2 separate regions of the Homo sapiens genome follow, and region 1 is linked to region 2. The links are chromatin loops, found by intact Hi-C in ENCODE. Cell type or tissue: HepG2. All regions are shown on one strand. Links, peaks and the distances in the headings refer to the core of each region. The heading gives the core; the rest is flanking DNA.

Region 1 (15,096 bases), core at 6,916-14,915, 100 kb after region 2:
AAGCAAGGAGGTTAGGATTCACCTGTATCTGTGTGTGCATGCGTGTATGCGAGTGTATGGGTGCTCACACATGGGTACACAGAAAAAAGAAATCTAAAAAAATTTCTCTCCTATTTGTGACCCCATATCTTTTTTTTTTTTTTTTTTTTGAGACAGGATCTTGCTGTGTCACCCAGGCTGGAGTGCAGAGGTGCAATCTCGGCTCACTGCAACCTCCACCTCCCAGGTTCAAGAGGTTCTTGTGCCTCAGCCTCCCGTGTAGCTGGGACTACAGGTGCACACCACCATGCCCAGCTAATTTTTGTATTTTTTGTAGAGCCAGGGTTTTACCACATTGGCCTGGCTGGTCTCGAAGTCTTGGCCTCAAGAGTTCTACGTTTCTAACAGAGTTCCATTTCTAATAGAGTTGCTACATATAATACATGTCAAATATTTATCTAATACATATGCACATACTACATGCATATGCATTTGTACGGGTGTGTTTTAGGCACCCAGGTCTCACTGCTTGCCAGATAACAAAGCCCTTCCCTGTGGACCTCTACTTCCCCATCTATAAAATGGGAGACTTCATCCCCTTCATCCCTAACCGTTTATCTGAGTCTGTCTCATGTAGAAGGTGGAGGCAAACACCTACTTTGCATGATTTGTCCTAAATTTTCACCTCCCTGTCTGCAATCCTGCTGGAAATCCCATTAGTGACCCCATCCACTATCCTCTTTGGAAATGTCCTTATCCCTAGTATGAATATCCCTAATTCCCTACAGTTTTCAACCTGGGGTGATTTTGCTCCCAGGCGATACTTGCCAATGTTTGGGCACATTTTTGGTCATCACGTGTTGGGGGTTGCTACTGGCCAACTGGCTGGTAGAGGCCAGGGGTGCATTTAATATCCTGCAGTGCACAGGGCAGCCCCCACCACACATCAAGAGGAGTGAAGTTGATTGCGAGGCCGAGGAGGGCAGATCGCTTGAGCTCAGGAATTCAAGATGAGCCTGGCCAACATGGAGAAACACCATCTCTACAAAAAATAAAAAAGTTAGCAAGGCGTGGTGGTCCATCTGTGGTCTCAGAGACTCAGGAGGTTGAGGCAGGAGGATCACCTGAGCCCAGGGAGGTTGAGGCTGCAGTGAACCCTGATGGTGCCACTGTACCCCAGCCTAGGTGATGTGAGACCCTGTCTCAAAAAAAAAAATGGTGAAGTTGAGAATGAGTAGCCCTGCCTAGAATGAAAGCATTTATTGGATACTTTTCTTTACACTCTCTAGACTGAGATGCTTGGAGCGTTCTGGTGGTACCCAAAGTAGGAGGAAGCATTACAAGTTTAAAAATGGAGAAATTATGTTTTTATGCAGCAGCTGGGCACCAGGCTATGGATTCATCACTTTGTAGGCCACATCTCCTGCCAAGCAAGCCACATGCACCCTGTTTCCAGATGAGAATGTTGAGACAAGGTTGGTTAAAACACGCAGTTCTGAAGAGTTATTGTAACAGATTCTGGAGTCTGTGCTCTGGAAGGGAGGAATGGGGGTGGTCACTAACTCGAGGAGAGGGAAGCATTTGTGCCTGAACAATGAGAGTTGTTTTCAGATGAAGAAATCGGCACATGTTGAGAGAACAAGACAAGCTTTTTATCCGAGTGCTTGATTTTCATTACAATGACAGGTGTCTCCATGGCTTCGTGCTTGGAAGTGACTAATTCTAAGGAGTCTTTCCTGTTGGTCAAGTCCTAGTCTCTGGGTTTGACTACTCATTCATTCGTTTGATCTTTCATTCATTCAATAAATACCTATCAAGCCTCAACTATATACTGTGCTCTGTGGATATATTGAATGCAAAATCAGGCCTGGCCCTTGCCCTCATAGAGCCTAGGAAAAGAGATGGAAATGAAATCAAAGAACTAAACAAATACATATAGAGCAACATGTGTGATTAGGGCTTCCAAAGAGAGGTGAGCAAAGCAGAAAATTGCACATCAGAGGACTGGCCTGGCCATGGAAGCCACGGAGGATGCTGGGCTGAGATCTGAAGACTGCATAAGAGGGATACTTACGTCAGGTGTAGTAGGCTCACACCTGTAATCCTAGCACTTTAGGAGGCTGAGGCAGGCAGATTGCTTGATCTGTCAGGAGTTTGAGACCAGCCTAGCCAACATTGTGAAACCCTGCCTCTACTAAAAAATACAAAAATTAGCTGGGCATGGTGGTGTGCACCTATAATCCCAGCTACTCAGGAGGCTGAGGCAGGATAACTGATTGAGCCCAGGAGGCGGAGGTTGCAGTGAGCCAAGATCATGCCACTGCACTCCAGCCTGGATGACAGAGCGAGATTCTGTCTCTAATAATAATAATAATAATAATAATAATAATAATAATAGGGATAATTAGGCAAACTGGGGGAAAATATGTTTCAGGAAGAGAAAACAGCATGTGCCAGAGTCCTGTGGCTGGAGGACTCATCAAGGGTACACAGGACAGAAAAAAAAGTTTATATACATGGTAGGAAGCTAAAGAGACAAAGCAAGGGCTGGTCCACACAGGTCTTGTGAGTTAGTAATTAGGATTTGTATCCAGAGGGTGAAGGGGAGCCATGGCAGGTTTAAGCAGGAGGGTCTCATGATCAGATTTGCATTTTGTGATCCCTCTGACTTCTGCGTGGGATTTTTAGGGGGACAGAGGGGGTGCAGACAGACCTGTGAGAAGTGCTGCTGGGGTTGTGTGAACAAGAGAGGATGCGGGCCTGGATCAGGGGATTGGTGAGAAGTGTGTGAATTTAACAGAAATTCATTAGCTTAGATGGGTGATGGAAGTTCAGGAGAGCTGCATGAAGAACTCATACACCCTTCTTTTGGGATCTCCTTCAGGGCTGCCCTGCCAAGGCTCCCAGATGCCTGTGACTATCACCAATCAACTCCCCTGCTCGAGACGGGGAGCAAAGATTTGGTTTTAGGAAGCCACTATTGTGGTGGACTGTGGCTCCCACCTGGGCCTGGCTTCCAGCCCGGATTCCCTGCAGAGCCTGTCCAGGGCAGCCACAGGACGCCTGGACTCTCAGCCCTGCACACTCAGGGGGCTTCAAAGGCCACAGCAAAGGGGAGGCCCAGAAAGAACTATTTCAGGCTTAGTTTTTTCTTTTTCTTTTTTTTGTTTGAAACGGAGTCTCACTCTGTTGCCCAGGCTGGAGTGCAGTGGCGCAATCTCCGCTCATTGCAAGCTCCGCCTCCCGGGTTCACACCATTCTCCAGCCTCAGCCTCCTGAGTAGCTGGGACTACAGGTGCCCGCCACCACACCTGGCTAATTTTTTGTGTTTTTAGTAGAGACGGGGTTTCACGGTGTTAGCCAGGATGGTCTCGATCTCCTGACCCGGTGATCCACCCGCCTTGGCCTCCCAAAGTGCTGGGATTACAGGCATGAGCCACCGCGCCAGGCCAGGCTTCCTATTTTTAAAGCCGGGGTCAGGGTGCCCTGCCCACCACCAACATTTCCAGTACTGGAAGCTTCAAAAACTTCACCTCCCGCCAGCCCAGCACCAGAGACAGGCTCTGTGCACAGGGCTGTGCAGTGACCATGGGCAGCCAGGAGAGAGGCCTCCAGCATGGTTGGAGGAGGTTTTGGAATGCTGTGGTGCAAGGAAAGCCAGAGAGACTGACCACCCTGTGTGGGATAGAGCCCTGGGTTCAAACCCAGCTTTTTCATTTTCCACCAGCATGGCCTTGAGCAAATCATCTCCCCCTTCTGAGCCTCAGGGGCTCCCCTAGAAAATGGGAATAAGCCACAGGTGGTCATAGGTGGAAGCGTGAGGACATCAGCCAGCAATCACTTAATAAATGCCTCCTGTGAGCCTGTCATGGTACGCGGTGGTGGTAATGCAATTGTGAACAAGATGTGCTTCACTGAGCTTTCATTCTAACAGGGAAACCAACATTAAAGAAAAATTGAAGGCTGGGGGCCGTGGCTCATACCCATAATCCCAGTGCTTTGGGAGACCAAGACGGGAAGATTGCTTGAGCTGAGCCCAGGAGTTTGAGACCAGCCTGGGCAACATAGCAAGACCCCACCTCTATAAAAAATAAAAATAAAAAATTATCCGGGCATGATGGTGCACACCTGTAGTCCCAGCTACATGGGAGGCTGAGCCAGGAGGATCACCTGAGCTCAGGAGATCAGGGCTCAGTGAGCTGTGATGGCACCACTGCTCTCCAACCTGGGCAAGAGTGAGACCCTATCTCTAAAAAGAAGAATATAGTTTGCCTCCTGAATATATAATAATGATGAATATAAAGTATGCCTGGAAGAAAAGGAGGATTTGGCCAATATGTGGACCAATCTTTTGGACAGAAACTGCTATCTCGGGAAATGGCAGCGTGAGCCACCTGGTTGATGTTTCCTAATTCCTGGATTAATGGAGAGAAAGAAAATTTATGCCCAATCCACTCAATGTTGCCTTCTTTAGTGAAAAAATAATAATAACTTTATGAAGAAACAGCATTAACTATAAACTGGTCTTGGAAAATGAACATATCACCCACCTATTTTCATGAAAGAAAGATGCAGAAAGGCGAACAATTTAAAGAAATACAAAACCCAAAGGCAATGGTAGCCAGATGCAATGGCTCACACCTATAATCCCAGCACTTTGGGAGGCTGAGGCAGGAGGATCACTTGAGGCCAGGAGTTCAAGATCAGCCTGGACAACATAGCAAGACCCTATCTCGGCAAAGCAATGGTTCTCAAACTTGGGTTTACAGTTGGGACACCCCTCCCTCCCAAATTGTGATTCAGTAGATCTAGGGTAGGACTGAGAACTTGCATTTCTTTTTATTTATTGAGACCCGTTCTCACTCTTTTGCCCAGGCTGGAGTACCATGGTGTAATCATAGCTCACTGCAGCCTTGAACTCCTAGGCTCAAGTGATCCTCCCACCTCAGCCTCCTGAGTAGCTAGGACTACAGTTGTGCACCACCACGCCCAGCTAATTTTTTTTTATTTTTTATAGAGATGGGGTCTTACCATGTTGTCCAGGCTGGTCTCGAATTCCCGGCCTCAAGCGATCCTCCCACCTCAGTTTCCCAAAGTGTTGGGATTATAGGCCTCAGCCACGGCTCCTGATCAGAACTTGCATTTCTAACAAGACCCCAGGTGATGCCAGTGATGCTGGTTTGTGGCTCACACACTGAGAACCGCGGCTTCAGGGCAGCTGGGAATGCCTTTGGGGATTCACTAATATGAGCCCTGCTTCACTGAGTCTCTTTCCTCACAAGGGGAGCCAGGAAGCCCTCGACAGCCTCTTAGGGGCAGAAGGGTCTGTTTTTCAGCTTCGTGCTGGGAGGAACTTGGGGCAGCCTCTGAGCTCCTTCCCATCCACATCCCCAGCCAGCTGCTTCATCACTTGGGAGGTGATGGTCAACCTGCCCAGCACCTCAGTCTCACCTTGATAGAAACCAATTCCATTGCTGTAGCAGAAGATGGGTGGAGTGGAAATCCATATTCCAGGGGATTCTGAGGCAGGCATCCCATCCTGAGCACGCATGGTTCTCCCCACTGGATGAGATCTTATCTGAGAGAGAGAACGTGCTCCTCTCCATCTGTGTTTTTTTTAAACCCTCCCCACCACTCCGCTCACCTGGGTTGACTCTGCTTTGAAGACTCACTCCTGGTGGTTTTCTTATTTCAGCCCAGGGTGCACCAAAAAAGCAAGAAAAGTTTTGTTCCTCCCATGTCAAGGTCCTGAGACTCACTCCACACACAGAATGATCCTGTTTTCCAGAAAAACTTGAAACACCCCAGAGGCCAGCGATGGCCAAGGAAGTGCAGAAAATCCCTCTCCTAGGGCAGGTGACTGTGTTTTCAGCTTCTCCCGAGAGCAGTGACTGCATCTCCACTTCTACTTTCCAAGGCCTCCTCACAGATGGGGCATTTTTTAGAGTCAGTGCCAGTCAGGAGTGAGAGGGACCGAACACAGCACCCTTCGAGGACTCATGATGATGAAAAGAGAAACTTCCTGGAAATTAAAAAAACAAACAAACAAACAAACAGAAAAGCACAAAGCAAACAGTAACAATTGCCTAAATGGCCCAGACCACAAACTCACCATTTTTAATAATCTGGCATGTTTTCCAGTCTTTTTTCTATGTGCATACTTTGAAAAAATTATGTAACTCATATATCAAAATCATTAGCGTTTTGTTTAGAAAATTGGATAGCAGCTATGTTAAATCTTTCTGAAAAAACAAACAAACATTATGTTTATTTGTGTCTATTGCCAGATAAGCTAAAGGAAATGTCAGCAAACCATGGCTTGCAGGACAAATCTGGCCGAATACTTCATTTTATACAACCCACAAGCTAAAAATAGTTTTTACGTTTTTCAACGGTTGGGGAAAAAATCACAGGAAGAAACTCGCGTGTTCTCACTCATATGTGGGAGTTTAAAAAGTGGATCTCACGGAGATAGAGAGTAGACTGGTGATTACAAGAGGCTGGGAAGGGAAGGTGGGGAGGGAAGGATGAAAGAGAAGTTGGATAATGGTACAGAAATACAGTTAGGTAGAAGAAATAAGTTCTTGTATTCAGGCCGGGCACTGTGGCTCATGCCTGTAATCTCAGCACTTTGGGAGGCAGGGGCAGGTGGATCGCTTGAGCTCAGGAGTTTGAGACCAGCCTGGGCAACATGGTGAAACCCTGTCTCTACAAAAAATACAAAAATTAGCCAGGCGTGGTGGCACGTGCCTGTAATCCCAGCTACTCAGGAGGCTGAGGTGGGAGGCTTGCTTGGGCCCAGGAGGTGGAGGTTGCAGTGAGCCAAGATTACGCTACTGCACTCCAGCCTGGACGACGCAGCGAGACCCTGCCTCAAAAAAAAAAAAAAAAAAAAAAAGTTCTTGTATTCAATAGTACAGCAGGGAAATTATAGTTAACAATAACATCTTATAGATTTCAAAATACCCAGAAGAGGAAAATTGTGTTGGGTAATGTCCCCAACACAAAGAAAAGATAAAAGATAAATGTTTGAGGGGATGGGTATCCTGATTACCCTGACTTGATCATTATATATTGTATACGTGTATCAAAATATCACATCTACCCCAAAATATCAATATATTTTAAAATGTAAAAAGTAATAAAAAATCTGTGTAATACATGACAATGAAATTCAAATTTCAGCGTTCATGAAGTTTTACAGAGGTACAGCCACACCCATTCATTTACCTACTGCTGCTTCTACGTGATGCCAGCAGGGTTGAGTAGTTGCCAGAGACCATATTGCCCCCCAAAATGTGAAATATTTACTACCCAGTTCTTTACAGAAAAAGTTTGCCAACACCTACTCAAAGTCTGGTCGGTGGTAATTGTTTGTTACCAATCTGCGATGAGATAAACACAGAAATTGAGAGTAAGACTTTAGAAACTTTTGGCTGGGCATGGTGGACTCACCCCTGTAATCCCAGCATTTTGGGAGGCTGAGGCAGGAAGATCTCTTGAGGCCAGGGGTTCAAGCCCAGCCTGGGCAACATAGTGAGACACCCCCATCTCTTAAAAAAAATAAGACTTTGAATAATTTGACAGTCTGTTTTGTTAATTAAAAAATTTAAAATTGGGGATGATTGCTGTATTTTCATTTTGCATTTCTGATAATTGATTTTTGTTGTATTCTACTAACTTTTCAGTCCATAAGGTATCAAAAAAGGTGAAACACAAAAACTGATCCCTCACTACAGATAATGTGCATTTTAAAAACATTCTTCTAAAAACCAAATATTGTTCTGTAACTTGCCTGGTTTTCTTTTGAGATGGAGTCTCACTCTGTCACCCAGACTGGAGTGCAGTGGCACAATCTCAGCTGGCTGCAAGCTCCACCTTCTGGGTTCACACCATTCTCCTGCCTCAGCCTCCCGAGTAGCTGGGACTACAGGTGCCCACCACCACGCACGGCTAATTTTTTGTATTTTTAGTAGAGACGGGGTTTCACCGTGTTAGGCAGGAAGGTATCGATCTCCTGACCTCGTGATCCGCCCGCCTCAGCCTCCCAAAATGCTGGGATTACAGGCATGAGCCACCGCGCCTGGCCTTTTTTTTTTTTCTTTTTTTACCTCCGGGAATGTTTCTGAGTTATGCCCGTGTTGAATATGTAAGGTCTTGTGTATCCGTTTTCTCTGTTGCATGATGATATTATTGCATGCTGATTATTTACTCATTCCCCTTCTCATGGACATGTAGGTTATTTCTAGTTTTTTGCTAGCGCAGACAATGCTGTTCTGAGCATCCTGAACCTATCTCCTGGTACAGATGTGGGAGAGATTTTCCAGGGTAAACACCCAGTGAAGAAATAGCTGGGTCTCCAGATTTCTGCATCTTCAATATTACTAGAATCTGTCAAATTCTAATTTTTGCAAAGTGATGGCACCAATTTACATCACTGCAGAAGCGCTTCAGAGTTTTTGTTCCCCAATCCTTGCAAACATTTAGTATTGGCTGATGTCTGAGTTTGGGTTTAAAATTATTAGCTTTGAGCAAGCTTCAGACCTTTGTAAGCATTGAGGGGGAGGCGAGAGGTTTTACCTTTTCCCCCTCCCTCCCGCTGTATCTCCAATTTCCTCCAGTTTCACCTGCCTGCCCACCCCCCGCCCCGCCCCCGCCACCCCCTCTGAGCTGACCTGGCCTGGGGCTGCGCCTGGACCTGATTTTCATAAAACCTCCCTCCCAGTTCTCATGCACACCCCACGGCTCAGCATCTTGGGTTCTCTCAGCTCCACTAACCAGGGGCTGCCCTAGGAGGGAGCAGGACTCCCTGGCAACAGGTGACAAGGTAGGCTTGACAGGCAGGCTCCTTTGCTTTGTGTCTCTGGTACATGGAGCAGTGGCAGCGTGGAAGAGATTCCCCAATCACTATTCAATGAATGAATGAAGAGCGAAAAGGCAACTAGGCTGTCATTTATTGAGCAACTACTTCGTGTCAGCTCGGTGACCAGGTGTCTGAGAATTACCAATGGAATAAAAACCCCCGTATGGCCCTTGGTCAGATGAGGAAAGAGAGTCTCAGAGAGGTAAGGTCATTTGCCTGCCGTCACAGGGTCAATGAGTAGGAGATCTGGGACTTGACTCCAGTCCTGCCTGACTCCAGGGGCCTCTGGCTCCACTGCCTGACTTGGGGCTGTTTTCACTGCCTCTCTTAGGGCTGCCCTGTGGCTTCCTACCTGTTTCTGCCAGACTCCAGCCCACTTCCCAGGGACTAGTCTGGCTGCTGAGTCCGGCTCTCCAACACCAAGAACTAGTTGCCCTGAAACCCAAGGCTCATACAGATGGTCAGGAGGGCCCTCCGCAGGCTGCTTAGAGACAGCGTCTGTCCACCTTCATAAGCCCACCTGCTCCAGCTGCCCGTCCCTCCACCACATCAGGCTAGGGGATGAGGTTGGGGCCTGGCTGAGTGGCTGCATCTGGGATTGAGCTGACCCTGGGGACATGACAGTGAGGAGGAGAGGAAGGAGAGAAGGTGGAGGTTGGAGAAAAGTGGGGCTGCAGAGCAGGAGAAACCATAGGACCAGGAGGAAGAGCAGGGAAAGGGCAAAGAAGAAGAGGGAAGCAGAGGAAGGGCGGCAGGAGGAAGATGGGAGTGCTCAAGAAGTTTATAGGAGCCATTGGTTTGGACTGAGCTCCTGCCCTAGGCCCCACAGACCAAACCAAAATGGAGTTGCTCGTGCTTACGTGCCACACCAGCAAGCCCAAACCAAGGTGTTTGCCCTGCCTTCCAGTTTCAGCCGATAGGAGAACGAAGTTCCCTAGGATTTAACCTTTACAACGAAAGTAACTTTGAAAGGACCATTCTGCTTTATTGTTCTCTGTGTCTTCTTCCTTCTGCCCATTGCCATCTGTAAAGAAATCTCTTCTGTTCAACTCATCTGGACACACATTCTACTTTACAGAATGAGGTGTTGCCCAATTCTAGAATGGCAAATAGAAGTCATTTAAGGGCTGGGCGCGGTGGCTCACGCCTGTAATCCCAGCACTTTGGGAGGCCGAGTCGGGTGGATCATCTGAGGTCAGGAGTTCAAAACCAGCCTGACCAATATGGTGAAACCCCCTTTCTACTAAAAATACAAAAATAAAAATAGCCGGGGGTGGTGGCATGTACCTGTAGTCCCAGCTACTCCGAAGGCTGAGACAGGAGAATTGCTTAAACCCGGGAGGTGGAGGTTGCAGTGAGCTGAGATCGTGCCACCGCACTCCAGCCTGGGTGACTGAGCGAGATTCCATCTCAAAAACAAAAACAAAAAGAAACAAACAAACAAAAGTCAATTAAGGCCTTTAAACTAAATTTGTTGTAATTTTGTGACAGGAATGAATGAGTTGGTGAATGAACATGTGGAAGGGGTTTCCATCCAGGCCATCTGGCAAACTCCTACTCCTCTTACAAAACCCAAGCCTCCTCCTCCCGGGAGCCTTCCCTGCTCCCACCCCGACCCCCACAGCCACCTCTGAGCACTTCTCACACTGCGCTCCTTTACCCAGGGCCTTGCTGTGTGCCTGGCTCTGCCCTAAACTTCACAAGCGTCATGTCCTGGACTCTTCACTGCAATCCTCTGAGCGGCACTATTATTGCTCCCATTTTAGAGGAAACTGAAGCACGGAGCGGTTGCTCTGTCACCTACCTGAGTGGCGGGCTTTGCTCCGCGGCTTCCAGTGACATCGTGAGTGAGAAAGCGCTTCGGAATCTTGGAATAACCTTCCTAAGGCAAAGAATGGTTGGTGGATTTGATTTTTTTTTCTCCCCCTCCCAACAAGTTTTGGAAAGCAAGGCTGCAGAAAGACACGGGATTCTAGAGGCCTGCCCAGGCACTGTCAGCGGCCCAGGGGCAAGACTGTCTGAGCTCCAGGCCCTCTGAGCCTCAGTTTCCCTACTGAGGGAGGCGAGGCGCGGAGGCCCCGCCCAGCGTGGGCTGCCCGCCTGTGACTGACGGCGCTTGCCTCCAATCAGGGCCTGCGCAGCTCGGGCCGCCCGGCCAGGAGCCCCGAGGATGACGTTTTGCTGACACCTGGTGGCTGCAGGGGAAGTGTCGCCTTGAGGACGGGAAGAAAGGGCCAGCGAGGACGGACAGGGCACTCTCTAGGAAAGTCACCAGGAAGGCTGGAAATCCGAGGTCAAGGCTTTGGCAGGGTCGGGTCCCTCTGGGGGCTGCGAGTGATAATCTTCTCCGTGTTTCTCTCCTAGCCTCTGGTGGGTGGCCGGCAATCTGCGGCACTCTTTGCCTTGCAGAAACATCACCCCATCATCTTCACATGACATTCTCCCTGTGTGCGTGGCTGTCTCCAAGTTTCCCATTTTCATAGACACCAGTCACATTCCATTAGGGGCCCACACTACTCCAGTGTGATCTACTCTTAAAATAACTAATTACATTTGGCCGGGCATGGTAGCTCACACCTGCAGTCACAGCACTTTGGGAGGTGGAGACGGGAGGATTGCTTGAGGCCAAGAGTTCGAGACCAGCCTGGGCAACACAGTAAGACACCCCCCCACCCCCCAAATCTCTACATAAAATAAAAAATAAAAAAGTTAGCAGGTGTGGTCACACACGCCTGCGGTCTCAGCTTCTCCAGAGGTTGAGGCAACAGGATCACTTGAAAGCCCAGGAGTTGGAGGCTGCAGTGAGATATGATTGTGCCACCACACTCCAGCCTGGACAACGGAGTGAGACCCTATCGCATAAAAAAAACTGCACTTGCAATGACCCAGTTTCCAAATAAGGTCACATTCTCTAAGGTATTGAGGATTAGGATTTCAGCATATGAATTTGGGGGGTTCTCATTCAACCCATAATAATCACCATTGCTCTACTCTCCAACTATTACAATCCCCCCAGAGTGAGAGCTTCTAGGGGCAGGGAATCTGTTTTACTTTGTATCCCTACTCTGCCCAGTTCCAGGAGTGAAATAGGCACTCAATAGATATTGATTGAAGAATCAATGAAGAAATGGATGAGAGTAACATTTATTTAGCACTTACTAATTTCCACCTTTATGATAATCATTTTAACCACTTTAACAGGGTTTTCCATGTGCCACCCCCCCCCCCATCTCTGCATTCCAGCCACCACCGTGCCTTTGTGGAGTTTCTCAGAGCTACCAGGCTCCTCCCACCACAGGGCCTTTGCACGTGCCACTGTCATCAGGACACTCTTCTTTGGCCTCTTTACCCTTGCAACTTCTACTCCTCCTTGAGATCTCAGCTCGAGTCTTTTCCTCAAGGAAGTAGCTTAGACTTGTGCAGATTCTGTTTTTTAACTTTTATTTTAGGTTCGGGGATACATGTGCAGGTTTGTTATAAACTAGTGCCATGGGGGTTTGCTGTAGATTATTTCATCACTCAGGTACTAAGCCAAGTATCCAAATAGGCACTCAATGGGTATTGATTGAAGAATGAATGAAGAAATAGATGATAGTAACATTTATTGAGCACTTACTGGTTTTTTTTAACATTATTTATTTATGTATTTATTCATTTATTTTTGAGATGGAGTCTCACTCTGTCGCCCAGGCTGGAGTGCAGCGGCTCGATCTCGACTCACTGCAACCTCTGCCTCCTGGGTTCAAGCAATTCTTCTGCCTCGGCCGCCCGAGTAGCTGGGATTACAGGTGCCCGCCACCACACCCGGCTAATTTTTTGTATTTTTAGTAGAGATGAGGTTTCACCGTGTTAGCCAGGATGGCCTCGATCTCCTGACCTCATGATCTGCCCACCTCCGCCTCTCAAAGTGCTGGGGTTACAGGCATGAGCCACCTTGCCCTGCCTTTTTTTTTTTTTAATATTTTAAGTTCTGGGATACATGTGCAGAGCGTGCAGGTTTGTTACACAGGTATACATGTGCCATGGTGGTTTGCTGCACTCATCAACTCGTCATCTAGGTTTTAAGCCCTGCATGCATTTGGTATTTGTCCTAATGCTCTCTCTCCCCTTGTCCCCCACCCCATGACAGGCCTCTGTGTGTGATGTTCCCCTCCCTATGTCCATGTGTTCTCATTGTTCAACTCCTACTTATGAGTGAGAACATGTGGTGTTTGGTTTTCTGCTTCTGTGTTAGTTTGCTGAGAATGATGGTTTCCAGCTGCATCCATGTCCCTGCAAAGGACATGTACTCATTCTTTTTTATGGCTGCATAGTATTCCATGGTGTATATGGAGCACTTATTGGTTTCTACCTTTATGATAATCATTTTAATCACTTTAGCTCATTCAACAAGGTTTTCCACTTTTCCAAATGTGAGGGGATGCTTCTAAGTGGAGTCCTGAAAGGTCAAGAATACCTAAAACATTCCTGAAGAATCATATTATAGGGCAGTGGTCCCCAAATGTTTTGGCACCAGGGATCGATTTTGTGGAAGACAGTTTTTCATGGGCTGTGGGCAGGGGACACATTAGATTCTCATTGGAGCATGCAACCTAGATCCTTTCCATGTGCAGTTCACAATAGGGTTTGCACCCCTATGAGAATCTAATGCTGCCGCTGGTCTGACGGGAGGCGGAGCTCAGGCTGTAATCCCCACCTCCTGCTGTGCAGCCCCCATTCCAGGCCACCGGAGGCCCGGGGGTGGAGGGCCTATAAAATCACCCCACCTGTGGGGAAGGGGATAGATCAGCAAGGTGACACTGCACCACAGTGCAGGAAATGGACCCCTTCATGAATGATTTTAGGACACTGGACGTCCAAAGTGGAAAAAAAAGAAAAAGAAACTGAATCTCTACCATACACTACATACAAGAATCAGCTCCAGAGGGATTAAGAACGCAAATGTGAAGAGCAAAAGTTTTAAAAGTTTAGGGGAAGAAAATATATTGGAGAATTTCTTTGTAACCAGGGATTAGAAAGAATTTCTTCAAGGTTGGCCAGGGGCAGTGGCTCATGCCTGTAATCCCAGCACTTTGGGAGGCTGAAGCAGGCGGATCACAATTTCAGGGGTTCAAGACCAGCCTGGCCAACGTGGTGAAACTGCGTCTCTACTAAAAATACAAAAATTAGCCAGGCATGGTGGTGCATGCCTGTAATCCCAGCTACTAAGGAGGCTGAGGCAGGAAAACTGCTTCAACCCAGGAGGCAGAGGTTGCAGTGAGCCAAGATTATACCACTGCACTCCAGCCTGGGCAACAGAGCAAGACTCTGTCTTGGGGGGAAAAAAAAAAAAGAAAGAAAGAATTTCTTCAAGGAGATTTGAAAGGCATAAACCCTAAAGGAAAATATTGCTGTTTGACCACATTAAAATTTAAAATGTCATCAAGAGATACCAAAAACAAAGTGACAAGAGGCTGTACCCAGGAAGCGGATATTTGCACTACAAATTAACCAACAAAAGCTGAGTCTAAAGACAGAAGGCCTGCAGCATCTTGTTTCAGCCCCATCGCAACCGCGTTAGGAAGGTACTATTTCTCTCCCATCTTCCTGAGTAGAAACATCAAAGCTCTGAAGGCAAAAGGACTTGCCTGAGCCTCTATCCCTGGCCAGTGCCCCAGAACAGCAGTGTAAACCCAGCCTTCATTCCCAGATCATTGCATCACCTTGAGCCTGGCTACAGCCAAGATCCTCACAGCTCAATAGTCTCTTCCTCATTGAAGTAGCTTAGAGGTTGCGTAGATTCTTCAATTACTAACAGTTGCCCTCAGCCATATGATGAATGAATGATCACACTCACAAACATGGCATTCTGACCTCTCCGGGCTGGAGTGGGGGTTTCAGGGTTCTTGGCTTCTCTTGCAGATCCAAAAAGACCCCCAGACTCAAGGGGACAATGTGATAATGTGAGATTGACGGGCAGTGGATATGTTTTTAAGGGCTGGGGCACCCATCACATGCCCCTGAGAGTGACTGTGCTCAGCAACCAGCATGTAACAGGGAGCTCAGGAGCTCAACCAAGCCAGCCACTCAGAGGCAAGGGAATTGCAAGTCAGGTGAAGAAACAAAGGCTCAGAGAGGTTGGGCACTGTGTCCAAGGTCACACAGCTAAGCAGCTGCAGAACCGTAAGACTCAGTAAGGGTTCTGTTGCCCTACTCCTAGCACAGGTACTTGCTGATTCTCATTTCTCTCTCGCTGTCACTCTCTCTCTCTCTCT
Region 2 (15,911 bases), core at 3,816-11,815:
TGAGTGGCGCAGAAGACAAATGATTTCTGCATTTCCAACTGAGGTACCGGGTTCATCTCACTGGGGATTGTCGGACAGCAGGTGCAGCGCACCGAGCGTGAGCCGAAGCAGGGCGAGGCATCGCCTCACCCAGGAAGTGCATGGGGTCAGGGAATTCCCTTTCCTAGCCAAGGAAAGGGATGACAGATGGCACCTGGAAAATCGGGTGACTCTCACCCTAATACTGCACTTTTCCAAAGGTCTTAGCAAATGGCACACCAGGAGACTGTATCCCGCACCTTGCTTGGAGGGTCCTACGCCCACGAAGCCTCGCTCATTGCTAGCACAGCAGTCTGAGATCAAACTGCAAGGTGGCAGTGAGGCTAGGGGAGGGGCGCCCGCCATTGCCGAGTCTTCAGTAGGTAAACAAAGCAGCCAGGAAGCTCGAACTGGGTGGAGTCCACCGCAGCTCAAGGAGGCCCACCTGCCTCTGTGGACTCCACCTCTGGGGGCAAGGTATAGCCAAACAAAAGGCAGCAGAAACCTCTGCAGACTTAATTGTCCCTGTCTGACAGCTTTGAAGAGAGTAGTGGTTCTCCCAGCATGCAGCTGGAGATCTGAGAATGGACAGACTGCCTCCTCAAGTGGGTCCCTGACCCCCGAGTAGCCCAACTGGGAGGCACCCCCCAGTAGGGGCAGACTGACACCTCAAACGGCTGGGTACTCCTCTGAGACAAAACTTCCAGAGGAACGATCAGGCAGCAACATTTGCTGTTCACCAATATCCGCTTTCTGCAGCCCCCACTGCTGATACCCAGGCAAACAGGTTCTGGAGTGGACCTCCAGCAAACTCCAACAGACCTGCAGCTGAGGGTCCTGACTGTTAGAAGGAAAACTAACAAAACAGAAAGGACATCCACAGCAAAACCCCATCTGTACGTCACCATCATCAAAGACCAAAGATAGATAAAACCACAAAGATGGGGAAAAAACGGAGCAGAAAAACTGAAAAGTCTAAAAATCAGAGTGCCTCTCCTGCTCCAAAGGAATGCAGCTCCTCACCAGCAATGGAACAAAGCTGGATGGAGAATGACGAGTTGAGAGAAGAAGGCTTCAGATGATCAAACTACTCGGAGCTAAAGGAGGAAGTTCGAACCCATGGCAAAGAAGTTAAAAACCTTGAAAAAAGATTAGATGAATGGCTAACTAGAATAACCAATGCAGAGAAGTCCTTAAAGGACCTGATGGAGCTGAAAACCACAGCACGAGAACTACGTGACGAATGCACAAGCCTCAGTAGCCAATTCGATCAACTGGAACAAAGGGTATCAGTGATGGAAGATCAAATGAATGAAATGAAGCGAGAAGAGAAGTTTAGAGAAAAAAGAATAAAAAGAAATGAACAAAGCCTCCAAGAAATTTGGGACTATGTGAAAAGACCAAATCTACGTCTGATTGGTGTACCTGAAAGTGATGGGGAGAATGGAACCAAGTTGGAAAACACTCTGTAGGATATTATCCAGGAGAACTTCCCCAATCTAGCAAGGCAAGCCAACATTCAGATTCAGGAAATACAGAGAACGCCACAAAGATACTCCTCGAGAAGAGCAACTCCAAGACACATAATTGTCAGATTCACCAAAGTTGAAATGAAGGAAAAAATGTTAAGGGCAGCCAGAGAGAAAGGTCGGGTTACCCGCAAAGGGAAGCCCATCAGACTAACAGCTGATCTCTCAGCAGAAATTCTACAAGCCAGAAGAGAGTGGGGGCCAATATTCAACATTCTTAAAGAAAAGAATTTTCAATCCAGAATTTCATATCCAGCCAAATTAAGCTTCATAAGTGAAGGAGAAATAAAATCCTTCACTGACAAGCAAGTGCTGAGAGATTTTGTCACCACCAGGCCTGCCCTAAAAGAGCTCCTGAAGGAAGCACTAAACATGGAAAGGAACAACTGGTACCAGCTACTGCAAAAACATGTCAAATTGTAAAGACTATCGAGGCTAGGAAGAAACTGCATCAACTAACGAGCAAAATAACCAGCTAACATCATAATGACAGGATCAAATTCACACATAACAATATTAACCTTAAATGTAAATGGGCTAAATGCTCCAATTAAAAGACACAGACTGGCAAATTGGATAAAGAGTCAAGACCCATCAGTGTGCTGTATTCAGGAAACCCATCTCACGTGCAGAGACACACATAGGCTTAAAATAAAGGGATGGAGGAAGATCTACCAAGCAAATGGAAAACAAAAAAAGGCAGGGGTTGCAAAATCCTAGTCTCTGATAAAACAGACTTTAAACCAACAAAGATCAGAAGAGACAAAGAAGGCCATTACATAATGGTAAAGGGATCAATTCAACAAGAAGAGCTAACTATCCTAAATATATATGCACCCAATACAGGAGCACCCAGATTCATAAAGCAAGTCCTTAGAGACCTACAAAGAGACTTAGACTCCCACACGATAATAATGGGAGACTTTAACACCCCACTGTCAACATTAGACAGATCAACGAGATAGAAAGTTAACAAGGATATGCAGGAATTGAACTCAGCTCTGCACCAAGCGGACCTAATAGACATCTACAGAACTCTCCACCCCAAATCAACAGAATATACATTCTTTGCAGGACCACACCACACCTATTCCAAAATTGACCACATAGTTGGAAGTAAAGCACTCCTCAGCAAATGTAAAAGAACAGAAGTTATAACAAACTGTCTCTCACACCACAGTGCAATCAAACTGGAACTCAGGATTAAGAAACTCACTCAAAACCACTCAACTACGTGGAAACTGAACAACCTGCTCCTGAATGACTACTGGGTACATAACGAAATGAAGGCAGAAATAAAGATGTTCTTTGAAACCAATGAGAACAAAGACACAACATACCAGAATCTCTGGGACACATTCAAAGCAGTGTGTAGAGGGAAATTTATAGCACTAAATGTCCACAAGAGAAAGCAGGAAAGATCTAAAATTGACACCCTAACATCACAATTAAAAGAACTAGAGAAGCAAGAGCAAACACATTCAAAAGCTAGCAGAAGGCAAGAAATAACTAAGAGCAGAACTGAAGGAAATAGAGACACAAAAAACCCTTCAAAAAATCAGTGAATCCAGGAGCTGGTTTTTTGAAAAGATCAACACAATTGATAGACCTACAAACCACTGCTCAATGAAATAAAAGAGGATACAAACAAATGGAAAAACATTACATGCTCATGGGTAGGAAGAATCAATATCATGAAAATGGCCATACTGCCCAAGGTTATTTATAGATTCAATGCCATCCCCATCAAGCTACCAATGACTTTCTTCACAGAATTGGAAAAAACTACTTTAAAGTTCATATGGAACCAAAAAGCCCGCATTGCCAAGTGAATCCTAAGCCAAAAGAACAAAGCTGGAGGCATCACGCTACCTGACTTCAAACTATACTACAAGGCCACAGTAACCAAAACAGCATGGTACTGGTACCAAAACAGAGATATAGACCAATGGAACAGAACAGAGCCCTCAGAAATAATGCCGCATATCTACAACCATCTGATCTTTGACAAACCTGACAAAAACAAGAAATGGGGAAACGATTCCCTATTTAACCAGTGGGGCTGGGAAAACTGGCTAGCCACATGTAGAAAGCTGAAACTGGATCCCTTCCTTATACCTTATACAAATATTAATTCAAGATGGATTAAAGACTTACATGTTAGACCTGAAACCACAAAAACCCTAGGAGAAAACCAAGGCAATACCATTTAGGACATAGGCATGGGCAAGGACTTCATGTCTAAAACACCAAAAGCAATGGCAACAAAAGCCAAAATAGACAAATGGGATCTAATTAAACTAAAGAGCTTCTGCACAGCAAAAGAAACTACCATCAGAGTGAACAGACAACCTACAGAATGGGAGAAAATTTTTGCAATCTACTCATCTGACAAGGGGCTAATATCCAGAATCTACAATGAACTCAAACAAATTTACAAGAAAAAAACAAACAACCCCATCAAGAAGTGGGCGAAGGATATGAACAGACACTTCTCCAAAGAAGACATTTATGCAGCCAAAAGACATGAAAAAATGCTCACCATCACTGGCCATCAGAGAAATGCAAATCAAAACCACAATGAGATACCATCTCACACCAGTTAGAATGGCAATCATTAAAAAGTCAGGCAACAACAGGTGCTGGAGAGGATGTGGAGAAATAGGAACACGTTTACAATGTTGGTGGACTGTAAACTAGTTCAACCATTGTGGAAGTCAGTGTGGCGATTCCTCAGGGATCTAGAACTAGAAATACCATTTGACCCAGCCATCCCATTACTGGGTATATACCCAAAGGATTCTAAATCATGCTGCTGTAAAGACACATGCACACGTATGTTTATAGCGGCACTATTCACAATAGCAAAGACTTGGAACCAACCCAAATGTCCAACAACGACAGACTGGATTAAGAAAATGTGGCACATACACATCATGGAATACTATGCAGCCATAAAAAATGATGAGTTCATGTCCTTTGTAGGGACATGGATGAAGCTGGAAAGCAAGCAAACTATTGCAAGGACAAAAAACCAAACACTGCATGTTCTCATTAGGTGGGAATTGAACAATGAGAACACATGGACACAGGAAGGGGAACATCACACACTGGGGCCTGTTGTGGGGTGGGGAGAGTGGGGAGGGATAGCATTAGGAGATATACCTAATGTTAAATGACGAGTTAATGGGTGCAGCACACCAACATGGCACATATATACATATGTAACTAATCTGCACATTGTGCACATGTACCCTACAACTTAAAGTATAATTAAAAAGAAAAGGAAAGAAAATCTCACTGTTACTGTTTTTCAGCTCCCTGAGTCCATTCTTTAGGTTTGGACTGGTGAGTTTGTTTCTCACATCAGAAAACCAACATTTCCTTAGAAGACAAAGAAAGGTGGTCTTACCTGGGCATCATCATCATCATTGTCATCATCACAATCATCTTCACTTGGTGGTAGGCATACTAAAGTCAGGTTGTCCTCAAGAGAAGCTGGGAGGACACAGAGGAAAGATCAGTGCCCTGGTTGTTTGTGACTGTGAGTCACTCAGGGAGCTTTCCTGGATGTGGTGTAAGGAGGTGGTTGATTAAATAGCATGGACTGAGTTGATGCTGGGCTATTCCCCTGGGTGGAAGAGGGATGGCAGAGGAGGGGAGCAGGAAAGACATGAGACATGGGGGCCTTGTCCTTGTACTAGAGGCATCATGCAGAAACACAAAACAGTCAACCCCAAATGGAACTAAAGCACACACTAAGGGTCAATGGAAGAGTGCCTTCCTCCCTCTCAAATGTTTTGAAACTCTTCTAAACCAACAGCATTTTCTTAACATATTCAAGATCATGTCAGTACACTAGAATCCAATTATGCTGGTACTACATGCACCATCTCTTTTAAAGGATTTATTACTTAATTAAAAGCCTATTTTATTGGTAAAATGGATCAATTTTACCCAATTTACTCTATTGTATTAATCACACATTCTTTTCCGTAAAGATCATTTTAAAAATTAAATATTAAAATGCTACAATTAAAAATAGTCATGAGTTCCTCTTTGTAAGTCTTCTTCTGGAACCAGGGTGTGTGCACAAAACCTACTCTGTGTCACTCTCCCTGAGGAGATTCCCTAAATATCAGGCTTCATTCAAACAGGCCAAGTTCACAGAGCCTTCTCTGCCTACACCAGTGAAGCTGAGAGACGTGACTTTGAACACTTTCTGCCAGGAGGATAAGTTTCCAGGTTCAAATACACATGATCTACTGAAATGAGGAAATGTATACCAGAAGAAATGAACAAATTCAGGAAAAAATATCCATGAGTATAGGGGTGATTTTTTGGTTAACTAGCTTACATAAAAAATTTTTTTATTTTATGCCTGTTCATTCAGAAATACAAAATATTGGCATGAGAAATCACAAATTTGGCCAGGCGCAGTGGCTCATGCCTGTTATTCCAGCACCTTGGGAGGCTGAGGCAAGCAGATCACGAGCTCAAGACATTGAGACCATCCTGGCCAACATGGTAAAACCACGTGTCTACTAAAAATAAAAAAAATTAGCTGGGTGTGGTGATATACACCTGTAGTCTCAGCTATTCAGAAGGCTAAGGCAGGAGAATCACTTGAAACCGGGAGGCTGAGGTTGCAGTGAGTGGAGAGCACATCACTGCACCCCAGTATGGTGACAGAGTAAGACTCCATTGCAAAAAAAAAAAAAAAAAATCAGATTTTTATCAGTCATGATAAATGTAACTTATTAGCTGTCAACCTAGATTCTAGAAAGTAAAGAAGGTACAAATAAGTTGAAAGGCATACCGTATTCATGGATAGGAAGACTAAACATGACTAACACACAATACTACACAATGATCTATAGACTCACAACAACTGCTATCAAACTGGCAACAGCCCTCTGTGCAGAAATGGAAAAGATAATCCTAAGACTTCAGTGAATTTTTATGTGGCTCAAATAACCATGGTAACATTGAAAAAGAATACTGTTGGAGGACACACATTCATGAGATGGAAACTTACAAAAAAAAAAAAAATTTAGCATGCTTCTAGCATGGGGGCACCCATAAGTATAGAATTGAGAGCCCAGAATTAAATGCACACATACAGAGTCAGCTGATCTTCAACAAAGGTGCCAAGAATACACAATGAGGAAAGGAAAGCCTCTTCCACAAATGATGCTAAAACTGCATATTCTCATTCACATGAAGAAATGGAATGCTGACAATATGCTCAAGGTTGTGCTTCTCCCTCCATTTCCAAGACACTGGAGCTTCTGCAGTGAGCCCAGAGTGAATTTTCATTCCGTCCTCCATGCCCAGAGAGATGTCTTGATACCAGAGGTAAACAGCAAGCACAGACAAATGAATGTGCTGCCATGAAACCTAACAGTTCATAAGGTGAGGATCCATTTCTCCTGTGCATCTGGGCACACCGCAGAAGAATTCTGTCTCCAGGATTAAGTGACTCCCTGTGACAGAACTGCATCCCAAACCAAAGACATTTTGCAGTGGCAGAGGCAGAAAAGAGCAGGTGTTCTCAGAAACATCTTTAAATAATGAAGAAGAGGAGATCGAAAACTCAGGATACTCAAAAGCCCATAAACATAGTACTTCTCACCACAATGACATTAAACTCTGAAAAGAACAAACAGCTTTTATTTACTTTTTCTCTTTCTGCACCCTCCTCAGCCTCCCAAGCAGCAGGTATAACCTGAAAGTTGCTGGAAATGCTGTTTTATTAGATCCCACCTGAAGTCTTCTTGCCTACCTGGAAAGGTATCCTCTTCCCTGCTGAGATTCTCCAGAATCCACTCTTCAGAACCAACAACATGAGGATAAGTCAGTGAGAGGTGCACTCACTTCTACTCCAGGTGAAGACACACTGGCTCACACAAAATCTCCTGGTTGGTCCTCTGGTTCACACACATTTCTACAGCCCCTCTTCTCATAGCTATACACTTGCAGAATCATTTGCTCTCACCACACCCCCAGTATTTTTAATAGGAACCCAGATTGAGGTTTCTATATATTAAAGCCAGCAAGTTTGTTTCTCAGAAAGTTAGTTCAAAGTACGTACCCTGGATAGGTGATGGTAAAATCTGCAATGAGACAAAAGAAGATTCTATGAGGATCAGATCAATTCTGCTGCACCCCTTACACAGATCAGTTAGTCTCTTGATGACTTCAGAAAACTAGTTGTGAAACTGGTTGAGTCAAGGTTCAAAGAGCAAACATTCTAGCATGGAGGACACCTGTGGAAAAGACAAGAGCTTTTCCCACAGAATTTCTTTGAAGTTGATTTAGATTGGTAAATGCACAATGCCTAATTCAAAGAGGAAAATTGGTGTGGAGGAAAATGCCTCTGCATTACAGTTGATGATGGATGCTGTCATTTAAAAACATCCTAGTGTGTCACGTATTAGATGGGAAGACATTCCCACTGAACTCCATCCTCACAAAGAGAATTGTGTATTTGTATTTTATATGCCTCATCATATTAAGTGAAAATTAATTGAGAAGGAAAGAAATCAGGTTAAGGAAATAATGTATACAGTGATCCATTTTTAAGACAAAGTGCCTTGAACTGGTTCAGGTCAAAAAAGTACAGAAGAAATACTAGGCTCCTGGTTGGACAGGCAATGTCTGCTTGTTGGGCCCCCCTTCCACACTACTTAGTTCCCATCACTTGAACAAAGAAGTTTAGTCTAAGTTGAAAGTTTACTAGCCTGCAAAATACCTCACTTTGTCTGTTCTTACCAGCCTGCCCAGCTACTAAGGTCATAAGTCAAATACTTGAACAGCCCCTGAGCTGACTAGGATTGCAATGCATTGTGGGCTGCAACAAAATGCAGTTAAGACAACCATAAAAATAAAACCTAAAGCTCCTACCCAACAATCAATATGCGACAACCTGGGAAGATTGTGACCCCATAGTACGCAGCCTCTGAGGAACCAGGGGAGGGACTTGCACACTAGGGGATAAACTGCTTGTTGAAATTGTTCTGGGTGTGTCTGCCCATCAGACACTCGACCTTGCAAGACCATCATTAAAAGTCTCACTTTTTCTGTTCTGCAGGCCTCTGAGTCCATTCTTTGGGTGTGGATGGGTGAGTTTGCTTCTGACATCAGGAAAGCAACATTTCCTTAGAAGGCAAAGAAAGGAGTCTTACCTTGGTGTCATCATTGTCTTCCTCACTTGGTGGTAGAAGTTTTAAACTCAGGCGGTCCTCAGGGGGACCTAAAAGGACACGCAGTTAATGTCAGTGCGCTGGTGGTTGGAGACTGGGAGTCCCTCAGGGAGCTTGCTGGATGCGGCACATGGAGCGTGGGACTGAAGATATTGAGACATCTCAGAGAAACAACTGTGTTCAAGTAGTGAGCATGAGGGAGTCTCACCAGATACCTTGCATCTTAGCCAGTGCCCAGACCTAATAAGACTCTTGCATTCCCAAGTCCCAGAAGATACTAACCAATCAAAAATCAGGGCTTTGATGTTTGCTGTGACATAGGAAAAACTGGTCTTGTGGAAAGGTAACCATTAAACACCAGAGCAAGAAAAAAAATGGTTACAAACACAGCACATAAAGTCCATGGACATGTATTGTCTCATCTCTATCTTACTAAAATACAAAAGGAACAAGTCAGACTTCTACGCATATTTCCTTCGGTTCTGACTTCATTGCCCTTTTCCTAGGTTCCAAACCAACAGGTGTCACCCAACTGCTCCCAGAGATCCTCCTAGAGTATCATTCTCTACCTGCAGATCTGCCTCATTGCAGCTGCCCTCATGGATGGTGTCCATTGGCCAATCATTAAGAGACAAAAACTCTGCAAGAAGTTATTCCAGAGAGCAACTCGCCCAGCCTCCTACTGCAGGTGAGGCCACACTGGGTTACACATCACTCTGCCCTTTCCTCGGTGTTGTCAGACTCTCCGTGGTCTCTGTGGAGTCAGAGGTCTGTAAAAAGGCATTGCTCACACTTGCCAGCCTTCGATTGAGAAAGAGAAACTGAAGGAACCACCTTTCAACTTTTTCCTTCCACTGGCCCATTACAGGTCTCACCTCCAATCTCACAGCCCTGAGATTCCCACTTTCATGTGCACACTTTGAGTTAGAGGAGTTCAACAATCGGTCCCTCAGCCAGGCTCACAGCAGATGTGAAAGAGCATTCTGCGGGGATGGAAATCTCTCCGCTTCATTAACATAAGGCTGCTGGGCCACTGCACGGTGGCTATTGTGATGAGGTTCTGAAATTTTTTTTTTTTTTTTCGAGACAGAGTTTCATTCTTGCTGCCCAGGCTGGAGTACAATGACATGATCTCAGCTCACTGCAACCTCCGCCTCCCGGGTTCAGGTGATTCTCCTGCCTCAGTCTCCCGAGTAGCTGGGATTACAGGTGTGCACCACCACACCCAGCTAATTTTTGTAGAGACGGGGTTTCACCACGTTGGCCAGACTGGTCTCGATCTCCTGACCTCAGATGATCCACCCGCCCCGGCCTCCCAAAGTGCTGAAATTATAGGCGTGAGCCACCATGCCCGGCCCTGAACTTTTAATTGTAAATATTTCAATGTATTTAAATGAGGGCCGGGCACGTTGGCTCATGCCTGTAATCCCAGCACTTTGGGAAGTCGAGGTGGGCGGATCATGAGGTCAGGAGATCGAGACCATCCTGGCTAACACCATGAAACCCCGTCTCTACTAAAAATAAAAAAAAATTAGCCGGGCGTGGTGGCAGGCGCCTGTAGTCCCAGCTACTCGGGAGGCTGAGGCTGGAGAATGGCGTGAACCCGGGAGGTGGAGCTTGCAGTGAGCCGAGATCACGCCACTGCACTCCAGTCTGGGCGACAGAGCGAGATTCCACCTCAAAAAAAAAATACGAGGCGGCACATATATGACTGAGAACCACACTAGACGGCACAGGAGATCCAGACATGAGGAAGACATGACTCCCCTCCCCTGGTGTTTTCTTGCGAAATAGTTTGCAGCTCTGCTCCTACCATACGTTTATGGTTACTTCCTGGGCATCTGCACAAGTGCCAGTCACTGTGTGGGGCTGGGGATATGACAACAATGAGGACAACATCCAGGTCCAGAGGGATTCCAGCAGGGGGCGCACGTGCACACAGGGGAAGAGCGTGGCCCTGCACAGCCTGTCTAGACAGGATCAGCGCAGCAGGAACCGAGGGGCAGGGGTACCTCACTGTCCTCAGGAGCTCAAGTTCATCTCCAGGGACCCTGACTCAGAAGCTGGGGCAGCCTCCAGGATTGGTGTAGGGCTCAACAGGCTGGACAGGCTGAGAAGGGAACATTTCCACAACTAAGCTAGATCCCACCCCAGAGGCGACCTAGAACTCATCCCAGGGATGTGTTCATTACAATGCCCATGGGGCCTAACATGTTCGCCCCAGGACTGAGCTCTGGGATAAGGACTAATGAGGAAGACACAGTCACTGCCCTGGCAGAAAACACCCATAGCCAGGGTTCCTCTATCCACCCTGTGGGAAGACACAACACAGACTTTGACACTGAAGATTCCAAACCTTCTATAAAATAAGTGGAAACTGATGTACTCTGGATTCTAAGAAGAGTTGCAAGGATGAGCTGGACTCTGGAATCAGTCCCCATCCCTCTGCTGAGCTCATGGTGCACTGGCACTCGTGTCCCTCCTCACCTCCCCTGCTACTCGGGAGTGCTGCAGCTACAGGCCCAGTGCTAGGGGGCGCTGTCCAGTTGAAACACGTCAGCCAGGCACAGTGGCTCACGCCTGTAATCCCAGCACTTTGGGAGGCTGAGGCAGGTGGATCATCTGAAGGAGTTCAAGACCAGCCTGGCCAACATGGAGAAACCCCATCTCTACTATAAATACAAAAATTAGCTGGGCATGGTGGTGCACGTCTGTAATTCCAGCTACTCAGCAGGCTGAGGCAGGAGAATCACTTGAACCTGGGAGGTGGAGGTTGCAGAGAGTTCAGATCCTGCCACTGCACTCCAGCCTGGGCAACAGAGTGAGACTCTGTCTCAAAACAAACAAACAAACAAAACAACAAAAACACATTTCTGGGCCAGACAACCCTTGGTCAACAGTGTCTCCTCAAGGACCATTCCTCAAGTGACTTCCAGAAGAGGTGAAAAAGAAAAACTCATCTGTCCCAGCCCCAGGAAGATCAGGCCTGGGACCTGTGTCCTGACCCTGAAGTCCATCCCTGCTGATTTGTGTCCTGTCTGCTCCGTGTCAGAGAAGTGGGGACCTGATTCCTGTTCTGCCCCCCAACCAATTTCTGCTGGTGTCACTGCCATCATCACATACAGATGGAGAAGACAAGAGAAAGCAATGAAACTCCATTCTTGAGGCATTTAGGATGATGTCCATGCCATGCTTTCGGCAGACAGGAAGGCCAGGTCCTGTTCACTCCTACTCAGAAGGGGTCTAAGAGATATGAGTACTAACTGTGATATTTCTCCTCTGCTCTTCCCTTCCTTTTTTCTTTTTTTTTTTTTAAGACGAAGTCTCGTCCAGTCACCCAGGCTGGAGTGCAATGGCTCAATCTCGGCTCACTGCTACCTCTGCCTCCTGGGTTCAAGTGATTCTCCTGCCTCAGCCTCCTGAGTACCTGGCATTACAGGTGCCCACCACCACACCCAGCTAATTTTTGTATTTGCAGTTGAGACGGGGTTTCACCAGCTCGGCCAGGCTGGTCTTGAACTCCTAACCTCAGGCAATCCACCCACCTCGGCCTCCCAAAGTGCTGGGATTAGAGGCTTGAGCCACCGCGCCCAGCCCATGTCTTCCGTTTCTTTACACTGTGTGCGTCCATTGAGTCAGTGGCTGCTCATGCTCACACCAGCCCCCGACAGTGGGACAGTCCATCATGGGGATCAGTACATGGTGAGCGCTAAGCCTCACTAACGTAGCGATGCAGGAGGTCTCCAGTGAGATTGATGGGCACCAGGCTAACAACAATGTCCTCTGAGTTCTGATGTGGCACTGGCCCTTGTCCGTCTGCTATGGATTGGAGCTTTTTTTTTTTTTTTTTTTTTTGAGACAGAGTTTCACTCTGCCACTCAGACTGCAGTGCAGGGGTTCGATCTTGGCTCACTGCAACCTCCACCTCCCAGGTTCAAGTGATTCTCCAGCCTCAGCCTCCCAAGTAGCTGGGATTACAGGTGTGTGCCACCATGCCTGACTACTTTTTGTATAAAAATACAGGCTTTCACCATGTTGGCCAGGCTGGTCTCAAACTCCTGACTCAGGTGATCGGCTGTCTCAGCCTCCCACCGTGCCCGGCCATGGATTGGAGCATTTCTAAGGCTTGAGGTACTCATGTTACTAAATACAATGCAATATCTTCCTGATCCTTCCCTGCTTTGACCAAGTGCTAAGGAATGATCGCAGCACTGACAGATGTTGACCTGCACTATTCCATGTGATCCCTTACACTTCTCAGAATCTGTGAGCTGACCAGAAGCCTGTGGGCTTTCTATGTATATTTCACAGTAATGTCCATGCCAACGTCTATTGTTCCGTGTACCTTTTGCTACCCAGGGTTATGTGACCAATGGGGCCCCATTTGATGATGGGCAATGTTTGGCACGCTTATAGGCCATCCACTACCACTACCAGGGGCACACATAGGTGCTGGAACTCCCTGGTGTAGGGTCATATCACCAAGCCTGAGTGCTGACACAGTTAAGTAATACAGACCATCAACATCGGGACCCATTTCTGGGTTCACTTTTGCCTTTTCCATTCAGGAGGTCAAAATCTGGGTTCATTCCTTTCTGCACTCTCTCCATATAAGGAGTAGGGATATTAAACTGACCTTCAGGTACAGCTGTGGTGAGGGAGTAAAGAGGTCATTTATGTAAAGTGTATGGTGGTGTTGAAGTTTTTCTTCCTTTTTATTAGAAGAATGACATGACTCGGGAGGCTGAGGTGAGAGAACCACCATAGGCCAGGAATTCAAGAAAACTGACACTTGCACTGTGCTGGGCATGCGGGTCCACATTTTAGGGGAAAAACACACATTTACAAACACATTCACAATCACTACACATTAATTCATCCCTAGCTAACTCCCAACCCTCATGCACACAAACCCACACCATCTAAATGATACGGCTGTTTCCAGGGACTCCAGTGGATGATGACAGTTCTTCACTGAGCCATCTGTTTCTCACAGTGCACTCCAGGTCCTCACTCCTATCAGGAACCTGAGGCCAGGCAGGCTCTCCAGACAAAAGCAGGGAATAGAGCCCCCCACAACCCATCACTTAGATTTGTATCAGCAAGGGAGTGGTCTTAGGATATATACGGTGTTAGAGAAGAGAACAAGACACACTCGGGCCTGTCGGGGCAGGGGAAGGGAGAGCATCTGGATAAACAGCAAATGCATGCAGGGCTTAATACCTAGGTGATGGTTTGACAGGTGCAGCAAACCACCATGGCACACTTTTACCTATGTAACAAACCTGTACATCCTGCACATGTATCTCAGAACTTAAAAAAAAAAAAAAAAAAAACAAGTTAAAAAAGAAACGGCCGGAGTAGGCAAATCTACAGCAATAGAAAGTAGATGAGTGGCTTCCTATCGCCAGAGGTGTGGGGGTTGGAAAAAGAGAGGAGTAACCACTAATGGATACAGGGTTTCTTCGTGGAGGAATGAAAACGTTCTAAAATGAGATTGTACAATGGTTGCACAACCCTGTAAATACAGTAAAAACACTGAATCACCCACTTTAAATGGGTGAATTGTTTTGCATGTCAACTATTTCTCAATAAAGCTTTTTTTAAAAATAATAAATACATACGGTAGGAATTTTGGGCAATGGGTTTTCATGGAATATTTGCAAGTCCATGTTGGCTGGCAAATACAAAATTATTTTTCAAGAAGAAAAAGTTGCTACTAAAAAATATGCTCACTACCAGACAGTTTGTAGGTAATGCTGTCATTTTTTACTGTCATCATCAATTAGGCCTCAGTTGTTCATAAACTCATGGCTGGTCACTAGAGTCCATGACCAACTGAAGCTTGATCAACTGAAGCTTGATTGACAATGGCAATCAAAAATGATATTCACTTGATATTCCCCCCACCAAGAAAATTGTCTTAGTCATCTGTTATGTATATGGTCAGACTTTTATGTCTTCATTTCATTAATAAGGGAAGAAGCCCCAGAAAAAAAAAAAATTCTCTTCCAGATGAAGGAATGCATCTCACCATTTCAGATAACACCTCCTCCGCAATATCAAGCGCAATATCTTCCAGGTCCAGAACAGAAGCTAGGAGAACATAGAGTAATAGTCAGTGCATTGGTGCTTCTCAGGAATCCCACTAGGAGCCTTGGGGGATGTGGGGACCAGCGCTGAAGTCTATGGAGGTGGGTGGTTGACAAGCATGGACTGAGCTGCTGCTGGACCATTCTCTTTGGTGTGGAAGGAAAGCAAAGGAGAGGAGGAGAAATGTGAAATATTAGCGTTAAGAACTGATTAATACAGAAAGGCACTGTATGGTTCTGTGAGAGCATCTCCTCACACCTCCTGCCCATTTGAAGGTCCAGGCCAATCCCCTCATTTTTCAAAATGTTACAAGACCATTTAATTCTGTGGATTTACATATCCTGCTACTACATTTATCACCTATCGTGTTTTACTTTTTAAATTATGGTGAAGCATACATATTATTTTAATTATTTAGTGTACATTTCAGTGAGATTGAATTCAGTGAACTACATTCATGACGCGGTGTCAATAATGAGAAAAATCTAAATTCATACTCTAAGCTTAAAAAACAATTCTTGCAGAAATCAATGGAATAGAAAACAGAAAATCATCCGAGAAAATCAATAAAACAAAAAGCCAGTTCTTTGAGATCAGTACCATTGATAAACCTCTACCTTGGCTAACCACAAAGGAAAGAAAGATGTTACAATGTACTAATAGCATCAATTGAAGAGCAGTTAAATCAAAAAATAATAAAGGAATATTCTGAACACATCTATGCCCACAATTTGATACATAGATGAAATGAGCTCATTCCTTTTTATCGATTTTAGAAGACCAAAAGTCTTCTGGGGAAAAATAGATCATCTGAATAGGCCTATATTTATTTTAGAAATTGAAGCAATGATTAATAATCTTTCAAAAGAAGGAAAAACCAAAAACACTACATTCATATGATTTCACTGGTTAAAAAAAAAAAAAAAAAATTCTACCAAAATTCTTTTTTGTTGTTGTTTTTTGCGACGCAGTTTTGCTCTGTCACCAAGCTGGAGTGCAGTGGCGCGAACTCGGCTCACTGCAACATCTGACTCCCTGGTTCAAGCGATTCTCCTGCCTCAGCCTC

Evidence for each region. Peaks named below come from ENCODE experiments on the same cell type or tissue, not always from the same donor. Only the 100,000 strongest peaks of a DNase experiment are listed, where the experiment ranks them.
Region 1: it touches region 2 in a loop (11-fold over the local background); 18 of 110 quality-filtered maps call a loop at or near these places.

The regions. Positions count from the first base shown.
Region 1 is chr22:25,231,941-25,247,036 of GRCh38, reverse strand. No RefSeq gene overlaps it. Among named protein-coding and RNA genes, the nearest start is that of CRYBB2, 20 kb to the right of the region's middle. In HepG2, for the core only: a CTCF peak has its summit at 11,025 (motif pointing left); a DNase peak (open chromatin) is centred at 11,006; H3K27me3 peaks cover 1,786 bases.
Region 2 is chr22:25,329,024-25,344,934 of GRCh38, reverse strand. No RefSeq gene overlaps it. Among named protein-coding and RNA genes, the nearest start is that of CRYBB2, 120 kb to the right of the region's middle. In HepG2, for the core only: CTCF peaks have their summits at 10,666 (motif pointing right) and 11,315; DNase peaks (open chromatin) are centred at 7,784, 10,674 and 11,274.